2 separate regions of the Homo sapiens genome follow, and region 1 is linked to region 2. A link is an interaction called in ENCODE POLR2A ChIA-PET data of the cell type or tissue named here. Cell type or tissue: Panc1. All regions are shown on one strand. Links, peaks and the distances in the headings refer to the core of each region. The heading gives the core; the rest is flanking DNA.

Evidence for each region. ChIA-PET counts read pairs that join two places held together with the same protein. Peaks named below come from ENCODE experiments on the same cell type or tissue, not always from the same donor. Only the 100,000 strongest peaks of a DNase experiment are listed, where the experiment ranks them.
Region 1: POLR2A ChIA-PET joins it to region 2 with 6 read pairs; 1 of 35 experiments calls an interaction of 5 or more read pairs at or near these places.

Annotation. Positions count from the first base shown.
Region 1 is chr12:120,942,318-120,950,466 of GRCh38, reverse strand. No RefSeq gene overlaps it. Among named protein-coding and RNA genes, the nearest start is that of HNF1A-AS1, 26 kb to the left of the region's middle. In Panc1, for the core only: a CTCF peak has its summit at 5,712 (motif pointing left); a DNase peak (open chromatin) is centred at 5,739.
Region 2 is chr12:119,676,723-119,684,871 of GRCh38, reverse strand. PRKAB1 (protein kinase AMP-activated non-catalytic subunit beta 1) reads right to left here. Exons shown (of 7, transcript NM_006253.5): 6 at 4,871-4,939; 7 at 3,253-4,624. The coding sequence ends at 4,547. All of the region lies in intron 1 of LOC124903033 (a long non-coding RNA gene), which reads left to right. Among named protein-coding and RNA genes, the nearest start is that of PRKAB1, 13 kb to the right of the region's middle. RefSeq lists enhancers at 2,511-2,640, 2,811-2,870, 4,466-5,665, 6,469-6,968, 6,969-7,470. In Panc1, for the core only: no CTCF peak of the experiment used is centred there; no DNase peak of the experiment used is centred there; H3K27ac peaks cover 2,486 bases.

The DNA of each region.
Region 1 (8,149 bases), core at 1,249-6,248, 1.3 Mb before region 2:
CAGCCCGCCATGCCTGAGCCCCCACCCGCACCCCCCTCCACCGCCTCCGTGGGCTCCTGTGCAGTCGGAGCCTCCCCGATGACCACCGCCCCCTGCTCCACGGCGCCCAGTCCCATCGACCACCCAAGGGCTGAGGAGTGTGGGCGCACGGCGGGGGACTGGCAGGTGGCTCCACCTGCAGCCCCAGTGGGAGATCCACTGGGTGAAGCCACCTGGGCTCCTGACTCTGGTGGGGACTTGGAGAACCTTTATGTCTAGCTAAGGGATTGTAAATACACCAATAGGCACTCTGTATCTAGCTCAAGGTTTGTAAACACACCAATCAGCACCCTGTGTCTAGCTCAGGGTTTGTAAATACACCAATCGGCACTCTGTATCTAGCTACTCTGGTGGGGACTTGGAGAACCTTTGTGTCCACACTCTGTATCTAGCTAATCTAGTGGGGAAGTGGAGAACCTTTGTGTCTAGCTCAGGGATTGTAAACGCACCAATCAGCACCCTGTCAAAACAGACCACTCGGTTCTCTGTAAAATGGACCAATCAGCAGGATGTGGGTGGGGCCAGATAAGAGAATAAAAGCAGGCTGACCAAGCCAGCAGTGGCAGCCCGCTCGGGTCCCCTTCCACACTGTGGAAGGCTTGTTCTTTTGTTCTTTCGCCCTTTGCAATAAATCTTGCTACTGCTCACTCTTTGGGTCCACACTGCCTTTATGAGGTATAACACTCACTGCGAAGGTCTGCAGCTTCACTCCTGAAGCCAGCGAGACCATAAACCCACCAGGAGGAACAAACAACTCCAGACACGCCGCCTTAAGAGCTGTAACAGTCACCCCAAAGGTCCGCAGCTTCACTCTTGAGCCAGTGAGACCACGAACCCACCAGAAGGAAGAAACTCCGAACACATCCAAACATCAGAAGGAACAAACTCCAGATACGCCACCTTTAAGAACTGTAACACTCACTGGGAGGGTCCATGGCTTCATTCTTGAAGTCAGTGAGACCAAGAACCCACCAATTCCGGACACACCAATACTTTGAGAGGCTGAGGCGGGTGTTCACTTGAGCCAAGTTCAAGACCAGCTCGGGCAACATGGCAAAACCCCGTCTCTACAAAAAAAATACAAAAATCAGCTGGGCGTGGTGGGGCCTGCCTGTAGTTCCAGCTACTCAAGAGGCTGAGGTTCGAGGATCACTTAAGTCCTGGAGGTGCTGCTGTGATCTTGCCACTGCACACCAGCCTGGACGATAAAGTGATACCCTGTCTCAAGGAAAAAAAAAAAAGAGAGATCAATTGCTGGGCGTGGTGGCTTATGCCTGTAATCCCAGCGCTTTGGGAAGCCAAGGCAGGCAATTGCTTGAGCTGAGTTCGAGACCAGCCTGGGCAACATGGTGAAACCCCATCTCCACTAAAAATACAAAAATTAGCTGGGCATGGTGGTGCGCTCCTATAATCCCAGGTACTCAGGAGGCTGAGGCAGGTGGCGGAGGTTGCAGTGAGCTGAGATTGCACCATTGCACTCCAGCCTGGGCGACAGAGCAAGTGGTACTCCATCTCAAAAAAAAAATAAATAAATAAAATAAAAATAAAAATAAATATGCAACTATCATAGATCCAGCCATTTGGTTCCTTATCTGAGAGAAATGAAAGTGTACGTCTACACAAAGACTTGTACACACATGTTCATAGTAGCTTTATTTGTCACAGCCAAAGACTGGAAACAACCCAAATGACCATCAATCAGTGAATGGACAAATAGAATATGGTCTGTCCATATAACTGAATGCTACTCAGCAACAAAAAAGAATGAACTACTGATACACACAACATGGACAAATCTCAGAATAATACGCTGGGTGAAAGAAGCCAGACAAAAATGAGTATATACTATACAATTTTATATACATAAAATTCTAGAAAATGCAAACTTATCTGCATGAAAGAAAGCAGATTAGTCTGGGCACAGTGGCTCACGCCTGTAATCCTAGCACTATGGGAGGCTGAGGCGGGCAGATCACTTGAGGCCAGGAATTTGAGACGAGCCCAGCAAAAATGGTGAAACCCCGTCTCCACCAAAAACACAAAAATTAGCTGGGCATGGTGGTGTGTAGTCCCAGCTACTCGGGAGGCTGAGGCATGAGAATTTCTTTCTTTTTTTTTTTTTTTGTGAGACGGAGTCACACTCTGTCGCCCAGGCTGGAGTGCAGTGGGACTATCTCGGCTCACTGCAACCTCCACCTCCCGGGTTCAAGCGATTCTCCTGCCTTAGCCCCCCGAGTAGCTGGGACTACAGGTGTGCACCACCAAGCGTGGCTAATTTTTTGTATTTTTAGTAGAAACAGGGTTTCACCATATTGGCCAGGCTGGTCTTGAACTCCTGATCTCGTGATCCGCCCGCCTCGGCCTCCCAAAGTGCTGGGATTACAGGTGTGAGCCACCACGCCCAGCCAAGAATTTATTGAACCCAGGAGGCGGAGGTTGCAGTGAGCCAAGATCACACCACTGCACTCCAGCCTGGGTGACAGAGCAAAGCACAGAAAAGGGGAGGGGAGAGGAGGGGAGGTTAGTGATTACTTGGGAAGCAAGGGAGGGTAGAATAGGCCACGCAACTCTGCCCTGGTCTTATCAAGAAGCATGCGCTTTCTCTCCTGGAATTTTTTTTTTTTTTAGATGGAGTCTCGTTCTGTCACCAGGCTGGAGTGCAGTGGTACAATCTCAGCTCACTGCAACCTCCACTTCCCGGGTTCACGCCATTTTCCTGCCTCAGCCTCTCGAGTAGCTGGGACTACAGGCGCCCACCACCACGCCCGGCTAATTGTTTGTATTTTTAGTGGAGACAGGGTTTCACCATGTTGGCCAGGATGGTCTCAATCTTTTGACCTCATGATCCACCCACCTCGGCCTCCCAAAGTGCTGGGATTAGAGGCGTGAGCCACCGCGACTAGCCCTCTCCTGGATTTAAATAGTAGCAGCTGCAGTGAGCATTTGTGGGCTTGGGATATTCAGTGGTCAGCAGCACTTCATTCCCTATGGAGACCTACCCTCCTTTGTGAGCAGTCACAGGAGAGTGGGTGACACACCTGCCCCCTACACAGATGTACAAACGTCCAGTTCTCCCCGTCTCTGCTCCAGCTGCAATCAAATGGTGGGCACATAATCCAGGCTAGGGCAGCCACATGTTCCCTCTAGGACTCGGCCGTTGAGTGAGCAATTTGGGGCTGAGAGGAGTGATGGAGGCTGTCCGGGCCAGGCGATCACAAAAACACATGAGGAGGGCCAGCTCACGCCTGTAATCCGAGCACTTTGGGAGGCCAAGGTGGGCAAATCACTTGAGGTCGGGAGTTCGAGACCAGCCTGGCCAACATGGTGAAACCCCGTCTCTACCAAAAATACAAAAATTAGCCAGGCATGGTGGCATGTGCCTGTAATCCCAGCTACTCGAGAGGCTGAGGCAGGAGAATCACTTCAACCTGGGAGGCGGAGGTTGCAGTGAGCAGAGATAGTGCCATTGCACTCCAGCCTGGGTGACAGAATGAGACTCTGTCTCAAAAACAAAAAAGGACATGAGGAAACTTCTAGGAGTTGTAACGATATTAATTATTTTGTTCTTCTTCCCCCCCCCCCCTTTTTTTTTTTTTGAGACAGAGTCTTGCTCTGTTCCCCAGGCTGGAGTGCAGTGGCATGATCTCAGCTCACTGCAACATCCACCTCCCAGGCTCAAGCGATTCTCCTGCCTCAATATCTTGAGTAGCTGGGATTACAGGCGTGCACCACCACACCCGCCTAATTTTTGTATTTTTAGTAGAGACGGGGTTTCACCATGTTAGCCAGGATGGCCTCGATCTCCTGACCTCGTGATCTGCCCGCCTCGGCCTCCCAAAGTGCTGGGATTACAGGCATGAGCCACCATGCCTGGCCAATTATTTTGATCATGGTGATGGTTTCACAGGTGTAGGCTTATATCAGAATTCATAAAATTGCGTGCTTTAAATGTGTACAGTTTATTGTATATCAACTATACCTCCAAAACACTCTTTTTTAAAAATATACTCACTCTGGCATTTTTTTGAGACTGAGAAAAGATTTTAATTACTTCCAATTATATTTTTCTGCCAAATAAGTCACCATGCAGAGACGAGGCAATGAGAAGCCTTAGTTATATTTGGCTTACATATATTACGCATAGAGCTTGGTGCCTGCCTCAATAAATAGCAGCGCTCCAGATATCATCTGACTGACACAGAGGAAAACTCTCTATTTAGACCAGAAGTTGCAAACTCAGAACCCTTTAGGGTCCAAGCAGGTGAAGCAAAGCAAGACAAGCGTATACAACATGTAATGGCAGAGACTATGGCAAAAAGAATTTATGTCCAATCTAAGTGCATTTAATTGCTGAGTGCTAAACAACAGACATTGGTGGCCTGAATTGGGCAAGTCCTGGGGTGTGGTCTTGAGGGACCTTCACTCTCCCTATAACTAGATACTCCATGTAAAATGGGTCCATGTAACTTAGTGATGTGATAGTGTATTAGTTCATTTTCACAATGCTGATAAAGACATACTGGAGACTGGGTAATTTAGAAAGAAAAAGGGTGGACTCACAGTTCCACGCGGCTGGGGAGGCCTCACAATCATGGCAGAAAGCAAAAAGCACGTCTTACATGGCAGCAGGCAAGAGAGAATGAGAGCCAAGTGAAAAGGGAAACCCCTTATAAAACCATCAGATCTTGTGAGGTTTATTCACTGCCCTGAGAGCAGTATGGGGGAAACCGCCCTCATGATTCAATTACCTCCCACCAGGTCCCTCCCACAACACATGGGAATTATGGGAACTACAATTCAAGATGAGATCTGGGTGGGGACACAGCCAAACTATATCAGATAGCAACAGCTGATCTTTTAGAAAATGCTTTTATTGGCGGGGCGCAGTGGCTCATGCCTGTAATCCCAGCACTTTGGGAGGCCGAGGCGGTTGGATCACCTGAGGTCAGGAGTTCGAGACCAGCCTGATCAACATGGAGAAATCCTGTCTCTACTAAAAATACCAAATTAGTTGGGCGTGGTGGTGCATGCCTGTAATCCCAGCTACTTGGGAGGCTGAGGCAGGAGAATTGCTTGAACCCAGGAGGCGGAGGTTTCGGTGAGCCAAGATCACACCATTGCCTCCAGCCTGGGCAACAGAGTGAGACTCCGTCTCAAAAAAAAAAAATTAAAAAAATTAGCTGGGCATAGTGGTGGGCACCTGTAATCCCAGCTACTCGGGTGGCTGAGGCAGGAGAGTCACTTGAACCTGGGAGGCGGAGTTTGCAGTGACCCTAGATTGCATCACTGCATTCCAGCCTGGGCGACAGAGTGGGACTCCGTCTCAAAAAAAAAAAAAAAAGAAAGAAAGAAAAAGAAAAAAAAAGAAAATGCTTTTATTTGGTGCTCCCAAGAACTCTGTGCACTAGATAGGATTATTTCCATTTTTCCAGATGAGAAAACCGAGGCTCAGAGATATCACCTAGGCTCCTCCCCAGGGCCAATGAAACAAAGACCCAGACTTACTTCTTCTTACCCTGGCCTGAGTTTTGTTTTGTTTTTTTTCCCCACCCAGCCACACCGAGATTGTATTGGCTTTGTTTATTTCCATGGGGTAAACCCATGGAAAAACCCAACTTTCTCTTCCTTTCTGAAATGACTGCTTCCAGGGGTCAGTGAAGTTTTGGAAGAAGGAGAAGGCGCACGGCCCCCTGGTGGATGCTCTCGGAACTCTAAGGGTTGGAGATACATACTTCTACCCACCTGCCCATTTCAAGTTGATATTTTTGTTTTTTATAAGTTCTCTTCTTAAGAAGTTCATCTGGCCGGGCACAGTGGCTCATGCCTGTAATCCCAACACTTTGGGAGGCCAAGGTGGGTGGAGCACCTGAGGTCAGGAGTTCAAGACCAATCTGGCCAACATGGTGAAACCCTGTTTCTACTAAAAATACAAAAATTAGCTGGTCATGGTGGTGTGCTCCTGTAATCCCAGCTACTTGGGAGGCTGAGGCAGGAGAATCACTTGAACCTGGGAGGCGGAGGTGGCAGTGAGCTGAGATCACGCCACTGCACTCCAGCCTGGGTGATAACAGTAAGACTCTGTCTCAAAAAAAAAAAAAAAAAAAAAAAGAAGAAGAAGAAGTTCATCTGTGTCCAAGAATTCTGAGATAATAATACAGGTAAATCCACTTTAAGAGATCCACTATTTAAGAACTTATTTTGCAAAATAGATTTGTTTATTCATTCCATAAATACATATAGCTGGTGTGTGACAATCTTAACAGTGAGTGGGGGCTGGGCGCGATGGCTCATGTCTGTAATCCCAGCACTTTGGGAGGCCGAGGCAGGAAGATCACTTGAGGCCAGGAGTTTGAGACCAGCCTGGCCAACATGGTGAAACCTTGTCGCTACTAAAAATACAAAAATTAGCCAGGCATTGTGGCGCACACCTGTAATCCCAGCTACTTGGGAGGCTGAGGTGGGAGAATCCCTTGAACTCAAAAGGTGGAGGTTGCGGTGAGCTGAGATGGCACCACTGCACTCCAGCTTGGGCAACAGAGCAAGACTCCATCTCAAAAAACAAACAAACAAAACAAAACAAAAAAACAGTGAGTAGGACTAACTCCATGCCAGACACAGCTTCAAGTGCTTTCTAGATATTCAAATATCTGTCAAAGATATGTCAAAAAAAGCAATAATTTAAGGTGGGTTCTGTTATGTCTTATCTGCTTGGTCAGCCACAGCAAAGTACTGTAGATTGAGAAATTTCTTCCTTTTTTTTTTTTCTTTTTGAGACGGAGTCTTGCTCTGTCACTCAGGCTGGAGTGCAATGATGCGATCTGGGCTCACAGCAACCTCCACCTCTGAGGTTCAAGCAATTCTCCTGCCTCAGTCTCCCAAGTAGCTGGGATTACAGGTGTGTGCCACTATGACTGGCTAATTTTTTTTGTATTTTTGGTAGAGACGGGGTTTCACCATGTTGGCCAGGCTCATCTTGAACTCGTGACCTCAAACGATTTGCCCACCTCAGCCTCCCAAAGTGCTGGGATTACAGACATGAGCCACTGTGCCTGGCTAAGAAATTTATTTCTTATAGTTCTGGAGGCTGGGAAGTCCAAGATCAAGGTGTTGGCAAGGTAGATTTTATTCTGAGGCCTCTTCTCTGGCTTGTAGACAGCTACCTTCTTACTGTGTGCTCACGTGACCTCTTCTACCTCTCTTTTCTTTTCTTTTCTTTCTTTCTTTTTTTTTTATTTTTTATTTTTTTTGAGACAAAAATCTCGCTCTTGTCCCCCAGGCTGCAGTGCAATGGCACGATCTCTGCTCACTGCAACTTCTGCCTCCAGGGTTCAAGTGATTCTCCTGCCTCAGCCTCCCGAGTAGCTGGTATTACAGGTGCTCACCACCACGCCCAGCTAATTTTGTATTTTGAGTAGAGACAGGGTTTCACCGTGTTGGCCAGGCTGATCTCAAACTCCTGACCTCAAGTGATCCGTCCACTTCAGCTTCCCAAAGTGCTGGGTTTACAGGTGTGAGCCACCCTGCCTGGCCCTCTTTCTTCTTTCTTTTCTTTTCTTTCCTTCTTTTTGAGACAGAATCTCACTCTGTCACCCGGGTTGGAGTGCAGTGGCGCAATCTTGGCTCACTGCAACCTCTACCTCCTGGGTTCAGGTGATTCTCCCATCTGGGCCTCCCACGGGACTACAGACGCGCACCACCACACCTGGCTAATATTTTTTTTTCTGAGACGGAGTTTCACTATAATTTCCCAGCCTCAGGTATTCCTTTGGCAACATCTATGGCCTAAGAGAGGTAGGGTGAGGGTGGAATGGTGGAATGGGTGGTCTCTTCTCCAGGCCTCCTTTAAATGGACACCTTGCCCTCTAGTGTACCTCACCCTCTTTCCCCACCAGCATAAACATCTTTTTTTTAATTTAAGAGATGACGTATTGCTATGCTGTTTGGGCTGGTCTTTGAACTCCTGGCCTCAAGCAATCCTCCTACCTCAGCCTCCCAATGTGCTGGGATTACAGGTATGAGACACCAAGCCCAGCCCATCTACAATGCCCAGCTCACATAAACATCTTGATTCAACATACAGAAAACTTCAGGAGGGCATCAATTTTTGAAG
Region 2 (8,149 bases), core at 1,329-6,328:
GAGGTCACAGAAAACTTCCAAAGCTAAGTCAACATAGTTTGGTTTCAAAAGGAAGTGCCAAGGAAGAGTGTTTGAACCCTAAGGAATAGCCCGAAAGAAACAACCAACCAATTCCACAGCCACACCGTAAAATGAGGCCTAACTCTTCATGCTGGCCACTCCTGTTTCATAAGCACAAAATTAGATGTCATGTTTTCTGCGCTTACAACTTAATTGTCACCGGACTAAAGAGGTTGATTGCATAGCAAATTCCATAACCATGGAACTTTAGGATTTGGAGGGTTAGGCCAAAAGAGAATTTGCTTAATAGGACTGTCTTCAGAATTGGACCTCTTGAATGTGATTTGCTATAGAAAGCATTCGTGGGGGCCAGCTCAGATTCCATTCTCAGAATACAGTGGTTACACTGGCTTGTTCCACTGGTTCTAAGCCATGGGGAGATTTTGCTTCCCTCCTCCCAGAGGACATTTGACAATGTCTGGAGACATTTTTGGTTGTCACAACTCGGGAGTACTACTGGTATCCAATGGGTGGAGGTCAGAGATGCTGCTCAACATCCTACAAGGCAAAGGACAGCCCCCCACTGTAAAGCATTATCTGGCCCAAAGCCTCAATAGTGCCAAGGTTGAGAAACCGTGGTCTGTTCTAGTTTTAGTCCCATGTCTTCCTTGGCAATTTAAATACTGCTAATGATGTCTAAAGCATGTAGACCGTGGCTCTAGGCCTACAGTGTTAAATGAGAAAAATAGTTTCTTATTTGCCCACTCAAATGCTGAAGCTGTTTCCTGAAGCTGGGGAGGGTGGGGGTAGTGGAAATAGAGTCCAGTGTTGATCACTTTGTTTTCCCTTGAGTCTGTTAATGATGAACGGAACTCTATTTGCCCTAGAGAGATTGTTAGAGGTAGATGAAAGAACCTTGAAAATGACTTTATTACTCTGCATAAGTCAGGCTGTCTTTCAGAGAGCCACAAAAAAGGAAACAAAAAATCGACCAAGGGTATACACATCTTGGCCTGTTCTCACTGGCCACTGAGTATTTCAGATGGGATGGGTGAATTCTTTTAGGGGGAGGTAGCAGTAAGAGCTGGCATCCTCATCTGGGGAAAGGCTCTTTAGTTGTATGAAAGACAAGACGACAATGTAGTTGTGGGAGCCCACCCTGAGGGCAGAGCCTGGTGGCTCGTTCTAGAGCCAGTGGCTGGGGTCCCAGAGACGGGGCTCCGGCTGCTGCTCCAGCTTTTGGGATCTTCTCCAAATGTCTGACTCACTATAGTGACGATGACTCTTAGGAGGATCCTGTGGATGTTTTTACAATTAATAGGGATGACTGGGGTTTTAGAAGAAATGTATACGTATCTACAACTTCCATGTTTTCTCCTGAAGACAATTATAGTTGGCATACCAGGGCAGAAGGCTCTAGTTTGTTTCTCCACTAATTTGCTGGCCAAGATGAGTGCTGAAGCTTTTATTCCTCAGAAACTTTATGATTTGATGAGTGGTCCATGTCTTGGGTCTTCATCAATTCATTCAAACCATTTGTAAACATTGGTGGATGTCTTAGCCCATTTAGTGCTGCTTTAACAAAATACCTGAGAATGGGTAATTTATAAAGAACAAAAATTCATTCTCTCACAGTTCTGGAGGCTGGGAAGTCCAAGATTAAGGCATGGGCAGGTTTGCTTGTCTAGTGAGGGCTACTCTCTGCTTCCCAGATGGCGCCTTGTGCTTGGGTCCTCTGCAGGGGAGAAAAGCTGTGTGTCCTCACATGGCAGAAGGTGCCAGGGCACATGAGCTGAATGCTGCCTGAAGCCTCTTTGATAAGAACCTCAATTTCATTCATGAGAGGAGGGGCTCTCATGACCTAATCTCTTCTTAAAGGCCCTACCTCTTAATACTATCACATTGGGGACATTTGAATTTTGAAGGTGACACAATAGCAGAGGAGGATCAGATATGGGAAGTAAATGCTTGAAAGTGAAACTGTGCTCATACAAAAGGAACTGAATTAAAATGAAATTTTGTTCTTTCCTAGACTGGCTCGTTCAGTCTCTGACCTCAGCCACAGATCGTATCATGATGTTCCAGGTTTTTTCTCTCAGTCTTTTAGGAGCCTTGGAGATTTCCTAATTGAGCTAGCTGAGGTGCAGGCACAATTTTCTTGTCTGGCCTTTTGACTTCCTGTTTGTGGCCTTAGCCCTGCAATACTGATTTACATTTTAGTAATTTTTTAGGCTTTAATTTGGCTCTATAAATTCATCTGTATATCAGCTTCTAGAGGGAAAAATGTATCTTCATTGAAAAGCAATTTGAGTTAAGCTTTAACTAAGTCCTCACCCATAAAGGAAATGCTAATGAAGAAAGGATTACTTGGTCATAGGACACGATTTGACATATGGCTTTGCCCCTGTGATTTGGGCAAAACAAGGTCTCCTTTTCCACCTTTGTAAAATCACCATTAACCTTTAGCTTCTTGGGTATGGAGGCTTTCACTTGGTGGGCAGGCTTTCCGACTATAATGTGCTTTTTAAAGAAAATGAAATCCTTTGAATACGCACAGAGATGTGTTGTCTCTGACCATGTCCTCTTGTTTTGTGTCTCCTCCATCATCTCAGCAGTGACCTCACCTGGAAGTCCCCTGTGGCCCCAGGGCTTGGAGAACTCATGGGGTGACTGGCTCCAGTAAACCAGTCTTATTTTACATAGCATTTTCAGCTTGGGTTTTCTGCACCAGTGGGTAGAGCTCATTAGCATGCTTTTCTGCTAAATTTAAAATGTTTCCTGATACCTGAGAAGGCTTAAAGGAACACCCATAACCTTCCACCTTTTTGGAGGAGGGACACGGCCTCTTTTAGTGGATGAAAACAGCTCTGACTCCACAACGTCCTGCTCTCTCACACGCCAGGGTCACGATCCCAGGCTGTCCCACCGGGCTTGTTTAGGAGCAAAAGGAAACAAACCCTCTGGCCTGGGGACACCAACAACTGGCCGAAGCCAGGAGCCTCTGCTGTTACCCCTCTTCAGCTTCCCCTTGTGACTTGAGCTGTTCAGAGGGGCTCAGTTTTAGGGGTCCCTTAAGGTTCCAAACTGTGTGAATGGGTGTGAGTCACAGGACTGGTTCTCAGGCCTGGGCAGCTGGAGTAGCCCTGTCCGCTCAGAGCCACAAGAACGGTACTGAAACGCAACTCTCGAAGAGTTCCAGTCTCTTCTCCAAGGGACTGAATAAAATCAGAGCTCCTCCAGGCACATGTCCAATTATTTTTACAAAGTTTTATTGAAACTTGTCCATCAAGGTGACAGTAATTCACTGTTTTGAAAAGTCACAAAAAAGGGTACCCCCAAACTCAGGTATACCAAGTAAATACTGGAACCCAGGGAGCTCACTCCTCCCTCTCCCACCAGGAGCAAAGGGCATAACGGGAGCTTCCGCTGACTCACAGCAACCTGGGCTAGTGGGTACATCTGTGGCGACTCCCGGGAAACTGAGCTGCGTATAAAGAAGTCTGCTTTGGTCCAAAGGACATCTTCCTGACCCAGACTCAGAAGGCTGCTGTCAAGTTCTACATTCCTTTCAGAATAAGCAACAGCAACTGCTGCAGTCTTGCTAACTAGGGGCAGAGGTCCTGAGCAAGGTGCCACGGGACCTTGTAAAATCACGCTGTGTGATTTTATAGGGAAGAGGGCAGAGTGCCTCTCAAGTTTTCACGGTTAACACTGTCACCTATTATGACTGGAATAAAAAGCTGGACAACCTGCCAGCTAACTGGTCAGTCCTGAGGATCATCCAGCTGAATGGAGAAATCCGGCAGCAGGTTGAAAAGTCTGTTCTGAGAACAGATTATTGCTGAGCAGAGTTCATGTGACTTCTAGACGTGGTGACTTAAAAAATGGCCTTAAGGCTGCAGAGCCAGCCACCTCTGCTTACAAAAAGAGTACTTAGTGCACATGACTGTAAGAAACAATTGTAAAACCTCATCTAGAAATCAGAAAGCTTCTAATTTCTATAGAAATGACACCTCCCTGGAGCCGAGAGACAATCTGTTGTTGATTTTGAAGGACAGGCAAGACCAACACTGTATTTAGTTCCATAGCCAGGCCTCAACAGGGACAAGTGGCTGGCCTTAAAAACACACAGATGACTGGAAATGATGTGTGGCCTCAGTCCCTGTTTCCCAGAATTTTACTGGCAAAGGAGTTAGCATTCATTTTTGGCTTAAGAAAAATCGAGAATGTAGGTTTAGAACTGCACCCAGCCTCATGCACCGCGGGGCCAGGGCTGCAGATCCTCTGCCACCCCTCCCTCTTTTCTTGGACTTGATGAGTCCCCGAGGCTCAAAGCCATGGGGGTGCTAGGAGGACTGTCACAGACCGAGGCGCTGCAGGAGCTGCTCTGCCTGGACAAACCTTCAAGCAGGACCAGGGCAGGTATGAAATGTCTTCTGAAGAGTGTGAAATGAGCAATGTACAGTCCATTCCCTCTTGGGGAAAGCATGCACGTGTGGAGCCTGGTGGTGTGCTGTCTCCTGGGCCACCATCCGCCCCCAGCTCTTCATATGGGCTTGTATAACAAGGTGGTGACGTACTTCTTCTTGTACCGGTGGGTTGCGCTGAGCACCATCACTCCATCCTAAGGAACAAGGTGGAAATGATCAAAGGCTGGACTAAGGGGCTCAAGCCTCAGAGGACATGAGAATCATTAAGGGCTTCATAAAACCACAAATTCCCGGGCCAGCTTCAGAACCTGAGCCTGATGGCCTGTGCCAGACCCTGGAAGCTGCCCTTTAAGTCAGTCCCGCCAGGTCATTCCACTGCTGGGGGTCCTCAGAGCACACACTGGGCAACACAGCTCTCATGGGGACAGACATGTCATTACCTTGATAGACAGCGCGTATAGGTGGTTCAGCATGACGTGATTGGGCTCAGGAAGCAAAGCTGGATCACACTGTGAGGGAACAAAGGCAGCGGTGAGCATTTGGGATTTGGAAACCAAGATTCTCCCCTTTACTTCCCAGTGCCAGATATCAAAGGACAGGAGGCAGCGCTCAGGCCGACCTCTCTTCCCAAATCAGGCAGCGCAAGGGCTTGTCCAAGACGACAGGTGAGATGAAGGTCACGCCTTCTGACCTGAAGGGAGCTCCCTGCATGCCTGCTGGAGGCATCGGTGTGTGTCTCTGGCCAGGCATTTACCCCGGCCTCTTTCAAGTGTGGGCCACGGCCCTGTCCTCTTATGGAGGGTGGGGCAGGAAGAAAGCAGCTATTAACAGCACTTTCAGAGAACACAGGAAGAGACCATCTGCACTAAACGCTCCTGAGCAATGGATTCAAAACTTGTATCTGTAAGACTCAATGAACCTGAAGAATGAAACGGATACCTGGGCAAGACACCACTACTCTGGAAAATCTGCCACCGGGCTGGCACTCAGAGCTGCCCGCCGCACCTTCCTATGTTTTAAGAGAAGCCAGAAATCGGGATTTATTTTTTCATTGTATACCCCCAACTGTTATAAATGCAATTCAAATGGAAAAAAGTGTAGAACAACTGCTGTAGGCTTAGGATCCCAGAGGCTGGGCCAATCATTGTGTCAACAAATACTCAGCAAGCTCCCGCTGGGAGGCCATTCAGGGTGGCTGCTGAGAGCACCAACTACCAAGGATCTGGCACCAGCCAAGCCTGATGTGACTGCTGGCTCAGCCAGTTGCTGTGTGAGCCTAAGAGGGGTTTTTAAAAAATTAATCAATTTCAAAGATTGACAGATAAAATTATGTATATTTACCATGTACAATATGTTGTTTTGAAATATGGACACATTGTGGAATGGCTAAATCAAGCTCATCAACACACGCAGAACATGCTTACCATGTTTTTGTGGTGAGAACACTTAAAAGCTACTTTTAGTGCACTGCTGATGGGCATGTAAATTAGTACAACCATTATGGAAAATGGCATGAAGGTTCCTAAAAAGTTATAACTAAAATTACCACATGGTCTAGCAATCCCACTACAGGGTAGATACTCCAAGGAAATGAAATCAGCATGTCGAGATATCTGTACTCCCACGTTCACTGCAGCTCTATTCATAATAGCCAAGACGTGGAATCAACGTAGGTGTCCACAATGGATGAATGGATAAAGAAATGAGGTACTGATACACAATGCAGTGCTGCTGAGCCTTACAAAAGGAATCTTGTCATCTGTGACAGCATGGATAAACCTGGAGGACATTAAGTGAAATGAGCCAGGCACAGAAAGACAAATCCCATGTGATGTCACTTATGTGGAATCCAAGAAAGTCGAACTCACAGAAGTAGAGAGTAGAGTGGTGGTTGCCAGCGGCTAGGAGTGGTGGGGGTAGGGAGATGCTGGTCAAAGAATACAACATTTCAGTTAGACAGGAGGAATACGTTCAAGAGATCCACTGTACAACACGGTGACTATTAGTAACAATGTATTCTTGAAAATCTCTAAGACAGTAGATTTTAAGTGTTCTCCCTACTGCTCTGTGCCTCAGTTTCCCCATCCCTAAAATGGGGGTAATAATTGCACCTACTTCACATGGTTGTTGTGAGGCTTGAATAAGAATACACGAAAAGCACTTAAGATTAGTTTGGGGCAAAATAAATGTTAACCCTTTAGTAGTGACAACTGTAACCACAGTTTACATTAGAGCTTAGTGCTACCTTGGACAGAGGGGTCCTGACATTCTCATATTCCCAGCCCCCTGGGCCACTCTCAGCTTGTCTATTCCCAGCAGCAGTCTCCATCAGAGAAGATGGCTAGTGATGCCTCCCTTTTCTAGAAAAAACAAAACCTGGCCAGGCACGGTGGTTCACGCCTGTAATCCCGGCACTTTGGGAGGCCGAGGCGGGTGGATCACGAGGCTAGGAGATCGAGACCATCTTGGCTAACATGGTGAAACCCCATCTTTACTAAAAATACAAAAAATTTGCCGGGCGTGGTGGCGGGGGCCTGTAGTCCCAGCTACTCGGGAGGCTGAGGCAGGAGAATGGCGTGAACTCGGGAGGCGGAGCTTGCAGTGAGCCAAGATGGCACCACAGCACTCCAGCCTGGGCAACAGAGCAAGACTCCGTCTCAAAAAAAAAAAAAAAAAAAAACAAACCTCACTAGCTTAGGAGGGCACTGAAAGTCATCTTACCCACCAACCTTTGTAAAGTTAGAGCTAAGGGAAGCAGTGTCAACTAAGTGCTTCTAAGGCAGAAGCTACATGTCCTTGAAACTCTTCACCTGTGACCTATTTGAGACTGTTGCCAACTCAGTGCTGGAAAGATGGTGGGCCCTGCCAGCTGAGGCGTGCTGTCCTTACCACTGGCCTCTTCTGGGCCTATACCAGGATGGCTACCCAGCTGCAGGGGCACTCCCAGCACAGGAGGTGACCTGAGAAAGGCAAGCCCTGTTGGGTACCCTGTAGGGTAACAAGCACTGAGACCCTGTCCTGGCAGCCCGGCAGGGACCACTGTAGGGACACCTGCATGTGTACACGTGCATTCCTCGTCTCAGCACACATGCCCTCCACTTCAGGGTGGAGTGTTCAGTAGCAGCATGGTTACTTTAAGCACCTCGTAAACAATGCCTCTTAAGAGGTAGCTTGGACCAAGCTGAATTCCTGGATTCCCAAGAATTACGGCTGTGCCATGCATCCCAGAGCTAGGCGGACTGGGCAGGCAATCCAGGTTAGATGGAACAGAAAACAGAATCACAACAGAACTGGCTGTTCTTCAAGATCCAGGAGGACACACACTTCTTTTCTGCATGTAATAATTTCCCGGAGGAGAAATGTGTGTTACCTAGATATCCCAAATTTTGATCCAGGAGTACTGATATTTCTAAAAGCAATTGAATGATTAAAACTAGATTCTAAAATGTGGGGGCCAGAGCATGTAGCTTACTAAGAAGAGATGGTGATACAGTTTGTCATGAAATGTAAATTGAACAGGGCTTAGACTGAGGCAGGCGTGAAGGACAAGGAAGAGTAGTGCAGAAAGGCTTTGCAAGACGAGGCAGCGGTGTCCACACTGGGAACCTCTTGTTATCAGCCCATCCCCACAGCAGAGGTGAACGGCACAGTTCACACTAGGGGGTGACACTGAGCTTGCTCACCAGCTGCTTTGCAAGAGGTGGACACAGGAAAGAAAG